Regions from separate parts of the Mus musculus genome. Here region 2 is linked to region 1. A link is a contact called in ENCODE Hi-C or POLR2A ChIA-PET data. All regions are on one chromosome and are shown on one strand. Each heading gives the region's core, a stretch centred on a gene start or an enhancer-like site at or near the end of the contact. The rest is flanking DNA. Distances are from core to core; before and after follow the strand shown. Region 1 holds the start of Gps1 (G protein pathway suppressor 1). Region 2 holds the start of Fasn (fatty acid synthase).

The links. Hi-C counts contacts between places; a loop is a spot of excess contacts on that map. ChIA-PET counts read pairs that join two places held with the same protein, here RNA polymerase II (POLR2A).
Region 2: a loop to region 1 is called in a map of left cerebral cortex, with 4 times the contacts of the local background. The contact joins the promoter of Fasn here to the promoter of Gps1 in region 1. A Hi-C loop is called at or near these places in 1 of 37 maps with a recorded cell type or tissue (left cerebral cortex). POLR2A ChIA-PET finds 5 or more read pairs at or near these places in 4 of 5 experiments (Patski and embryonic stem cell).

Annotation. Positions count from the first base shown.
Region 1 is chr11:120,783,225-120,785,760 of GRCm38, reverse strand. It overlaps Gps1 (G protein pathway suppressor 1), which reads right to left and starts at 1,261. Exons shown (of 14, transcript NM_145370.3): 1 at 1,036-1,261; 2 at 548-640; 3 at 1-61. The coding sequence starts at 1,185. It overlaps Rfng (RFNG O-fucosylpeptide 3-beta-N-acetylglucosaminyltransferase), which reads left to right and starts at 1,557. Exons shown (of 8, transcript NM_009053.2): 1 at 1,557-1,868; 2 at 1,978-2,026; 3 at 2,391-2,493. The coding sequence starts at 1,599.
Region 2 is chr11:120,823,285-120,825,820 of GRCm38, reverse strand. Fasn (fatty acid synthase) reads left to right here and starts at 1,274. Exons shown (of 43, transcript NM_007988.3): 1 at 1,274-1,791.

The sequences.
Region 1 (2,536 bases), core at 12-2,511:
TAAACTGTAGTCGCTCAATTCGCATCAGGCCACTGTAGCTGGCTGCATACTGCTCCAGATCCTTGTGGGGAGGAGATAAGCGGGTCAGCTGGGTAAGCAAGGACCTGACAACCTGAGCCAGGATACTAAACCTTCCCGAGGGAGACTTGGGGCCACAGTCTTGACTGCTGTCCCAGAGGCTGGGAAGAGACAACAGGGGTGGATTAAGGATCATCAGGTTCAAGCTCTGCCCCGGGAAATGGAAACTCAACAAGTGATGGATGCTGGGGTAAGAAAAGGGTAAGTGTCAGCGGCAAATACAGCTTTGCTTCACACTGACCCAATGGGGCTGTGCCCTATGGAGAAGCAGGTGCAGGGTCTTAGCACTACCTGAGAACCCAACACAGGTGGGCAAATGAAAACCCAGTTTCCTGGCTTAGAGGGATGTGTCTAAAGTAGTTGCTAAAAAGCATCAGCTGTCCTAGGATATACACCATAGCGGGAGTCTGAGTTGGACCCCTCAACATGTCCAAGTCACCAGGAGTCCCCCGCCACGTGGGATTCATACCAGGGTGGGATTCTCCACCACATAGTTGACATCAGGTGCGTTCTGCGGATCTTCCTGCGGATCGACATCAATCTGCATGGGTTCCACGGCCCCCTGCAATACACGAAGAGCAGCTTGACACAGGGCACCAGGGACAGCAGAGGATGTTCCTGTCCCCCACGGTCGCTTCTGCCCTCGATTTTCCAAGGCAGAACTGCACTGGGCCCCCACAGGTGCTGGCAGCCAAGCGCCCTCAGCTCTCCCACCCAGGTCCTGCGCACAACTCTTGAGACTGACTGCGGGAACCATCAAGCGTTCCGGGCCGCCATCCCGACCCATCTCCCTCCAGGCCACAGAGATCCAAACAGATTGTCACCCTATTTTCATCAATCCAAAGAGCCAGAGCAGACTGGCCACGCCGCGGAAGGGGTCGGCGCATCCCGGACTCCAGGGCCCAGGGCCTCAAGCGCCGTCGGGAGAGCCGCTCCCGGGCGGGCGCGCAGCCGTACCTCGGAAAGCAACGTGCAGGCCGACAGGCTGGCGCTCAGGCTGTAGTCGCCCGCCGTGCCGGGCCGCAAGTCGGACCTGCTGTGCGCAGGGCTGCGGCTCAGGTCGGAGGCCGACGACGAGGCCGAGCTGGGCGCCGGGCTGCCCCGCATGTTGGCCTGACGCGCCTCTCTGCGAGGCCGGCACCGCACGGAAAGCGTTGGCGCGCGAGGCGGGGGCGGGGCGGGGGCCGGGGCCCAGGGCGGCCCGCGAGGCAGGCGACGCTCGCGCGCCCAGGCCAGAGCCGCCGGCCCCGCCCCGCCCCGCCCTGCCTGCCGCCGGCCCCGCCCACCAGGCCCGCTCCGGACCGAACGGCCACGCGGCGAGCGCAGCCACCAAGCCCTACCTGCAAGTTAAACACCTGAACCGGCAGCGGCATCTTCCACCCCCGGCGCCGCGGCGACGTTCGCTTCCGGGGCGGCGCGTCCGTCAGTTCCGGGTCAGGGCTTGGGGCGGGGTGCTGTCACTCTTAAAGGGGCCGCCGCGGTCGCAGGCGGGCGCCCAGCGCCCGGGCCGGGGCGATCGCATGAGCCGTGCGCGGCGGGTGTTGTGCCGGGCCTGCCTCGCGCTGGCCGCGGTCCTGGCTGTGTTGCTGCTACTGCCGCTGCCGCTACCGCTGCCGCTGCCTCGCGCGCCCGCACCGGACCCCGATCGGGTCCCGACCCGGAGCCTGACCCTCGAGGGAGACCGCCTGCAACCCGACGACGTCTTCATTGCAGTCAAGACCACTCGGAAGAACCACGGCCCGCGCCTGCGGCTGCTGCTGCGTACCTGGATCTCACGAGCCCCACGGCAGGTGCGCGTCCCGTCCCCCGCCGCGCAGGGTCCTGGATTCCAGGCTGGCGCCCCTGGTCCCCGGGCTCTGCACCGACTCCCCGACCCACTCACGGCGTTTTCTCCCACAGACGTTCATTTTCACCGATGGAGACGACCCTGAGCTCCAGATGCTGGCAGGTGAGATGCTCCCCTGGCCTGAGTTGTAGCTACCAGGGCCATTCATTCCTGCGTCGGGCACTTGCCTACTGTCACACAGCTAGTGGAGGGCAGAGCCAGGACACCCATCCACCCTAACCCTAACCCAGATCCCCACCCTGCCCCCAGTTCCCGACAGGGTGCCACGCATGGCTAATGTCACCCAGATTCCCCGAGGAAGGCTCAGCCTGCCAAGTCTTGTCCTGTCCCACCTGTGCTGTTCTAAGCAACTGTCATCTGCTTCAGAATGAGGGCTGTGCTCAGTGGCTGGACAGGCCTAAACCTGAGGAGGCAAGCTAGAAGTCAACACTCACCACTCACGTATATTCCCGTATGTCCCGTGCAGGCGGCCGCATGATCAACACCAATTGCTCTGCTGTGCGCACCCGCCAAGCACTGTGCTGCAAAATGTCGGTGGAATATGATAAGTTCCTAGAATCTGGACGAAAGTAAGTAACCTCACCTGTCAGAGAACCAGGACTGAACGATGTG
Region 2 (2,536 bases), core at 25-2,524, 40 kb before region 1:
CTGACGTGGCTCTCTCATATCCACATCTGGCAATCCACTTTGTTTGTCACGTGTTTCTGAGATGTAGCCATGCAACTTCCTTTGGTGAAAAGATGATCAGAGAAGTTTGCTCTGCCCTCAGCATCCTGCTCTGTGCACGGCCCAGACTCTGCATCCCTGGGTTACATCTCCTCCAGCTGAGACCCTGACAGCTGCAGAGGGCAGAGCTCTGCTGACCACTTAGGGTTGGCCAGCAGCCTGGCCAGTGAGAAGGCAAACATGACCTATCTCAAGGCACCAGGAGCTGGGGTGGGACTGCTCTGGCTAGTATGTGTACAGGCCTTTTGTAAAACTTTCCTAGGCTGGCCCTGAAACCCAAAGACACCCACAAAGGCATAGGGGCAAAATGGGAGAGCTTGGGGGCAAGCCAGCTTATGGGCAGAATACACCTGCCAGTCCTATAGGCTGCCCTTCAGGGTCCCTGCTTAGCCTCCTTCCACAGAAAGCCTGGGTGGATAGCCAAGTTGGAGAAGCTAGAAGCCAGGGTTGACAAGCAAGGCTCTGAGGCTCTGGCTTTTGCTATAGACTTGCAGTCAAGGACCACTGACACTAGCCCCCTTCCCCCTCCCCCCCACTCCCGGGCCATTACCCCATAAGGAGGTCAGTCTTAGTGGCCTGGGCCTGTAGTGGAAGGACAGGAGGGAAGGGAACAACCTCTCTAGGCACTCAAGGGACCCAACCCTGAGAAGTCTGTGTCTTTTTGGACGGTGAGTTTTGTCATCCCCCGCCCCCAAATTCGATAACCCTTTGAAAAGAGGAATTTAAAGGGAGGGAGGGAGAGGGTCCCGGAAACTCAGGGAGGCGCGCAGCAGCTCCTTTGTTCCCACCAGGCGGGGGAGGGGTGGTATCCCGCTCGCCAGATGGCCGCGCCTGGACACTGAGCGGACTCCGGAGGCCGCCACACGCGCCCGTCAGTGTTCCCTATCCTGCCTACTGCTCCCGTCCCTGCCCGCATCCTGGTCTCCAAGGTGGCCACAGAGGGTGGGAGTCCGAGAAAGCTGGGCCACGATGACCGGTAGTAACCCCGCCTGAGGCGCCCTCCGCCAGGGTCAACGACCGCGCTTGCGCGGGGGCCCGCGAAGTGCTTTGCCGCTGTTGCCGGCCCATCACCCTATTGCCTAGCAACGCCCACCCGCGCGCCGCCATTGGGCCACCGAGAACGGCCTCGGTGTCCAATTGGTTTCGATGTGGAGCAGGCCACGCCCCTCGGTTCCGCGCGCGCTACGATCGCGGCGTGGAATCGCAGCGACACGGACCTGTCCCCCCGCGTGGCCCTGGTGTCCTCCTCAGTGCAGAGTTTCCAGTGTGACCAAGCACGCCCGACCCACACTGCGCGCGCACAGTGCACACCTGGCACCGGCCGCGAGGGGGTGGGGGTGGGAGGACAGAGATGAGGGCGTCGGGATGAGCCCCGCGTGGCCCGCGCGAGGCCGGGGGCGGGGACGGAAGCAGGCGGGGGCTGCGCGTTCCTTGTGCTCCAGCGCGCGCCCGTGCAGGGTCCCGGCTGGGGGCGGCGCGCGCGGGCATCACCCCACCGGCGGCGGCGCGCCGGGTCCCGGGGCGCAGCCCCGACGCTCATTGGCCTGGGCGGCGCAGCCAAGCTGTCAGCCCATGTGGCGTGGCCGCGCGGGGATGGCCGCGGTTTAAATAGCGCCGGCGCGGCCTAGAGGGAGCCAGAGAGACGGCAGCGGCGTCCCGTCCAGTTCGCCTGCCGCGCTCCTCGCTTGTCGTCTGCCTCCAGAGCCCAGACAGGTACGCCGCTGCGTTCGGGGTTCCGGGGCGGCAGGCCGGTGTCGGGATGCCACGGCTCCAGTGGAAGGATAGGCGGGCGCCCATCCTCGGCACCCCTGCGCTCACAAAAGCGCCGCCGCGCCCCTCCGACAGCCAGCCACCGGGCTGAGCTCCGCGATCAGGCCGAGAGGGGCGCGGGAGGGGTGTGCGGAGAGCCAGCGCGGCGGGCCGCTGTCACGTGGGCGCCGCGCCAACCGGGTGCAGGAGTCTGGGCGCCTCGTGGATGGGGCCGGGGCCTTCACTCGCACTGGGCGGCTTTGGCAGGGCGCAGGAGGCCGCGGTGGTACCCGGGCTTCAGCTTGGAGAAGGCAGATGCGGGTCTGGGTGCGCACGAGGCCCCAGGGGCCTCAGCGGAAGTCATCAGACCATCCAGGCCTCACCGGCTGGGTGGCACGGAAGCCTTCTCGTTGGACTACGGTTGCAAGGCCTGAACTGCCCTGGGCAAGTGCCTTAGGGACAGGAGGATCTAGCAGATCCTTCTGCTGCCTCGGCCAGGTTACAAAGTGTTCGACCAGATGGCGAGAGGCTTCACCTTTCCCCTAACCGCACCAAGCTGAGAGTAGTATTCCAGGTCGGACCTTGCTGAAAGGGTCCATTGGCAGGGGATCGGTTTGCCTCAGCCCTGCTAGGCCTGGGCACTCACTAGTTGTCGGGCCTGTTCCCTCTGGGTCCTAACCAAGCCTGGCGTCCTGGCTGGCACTGAACG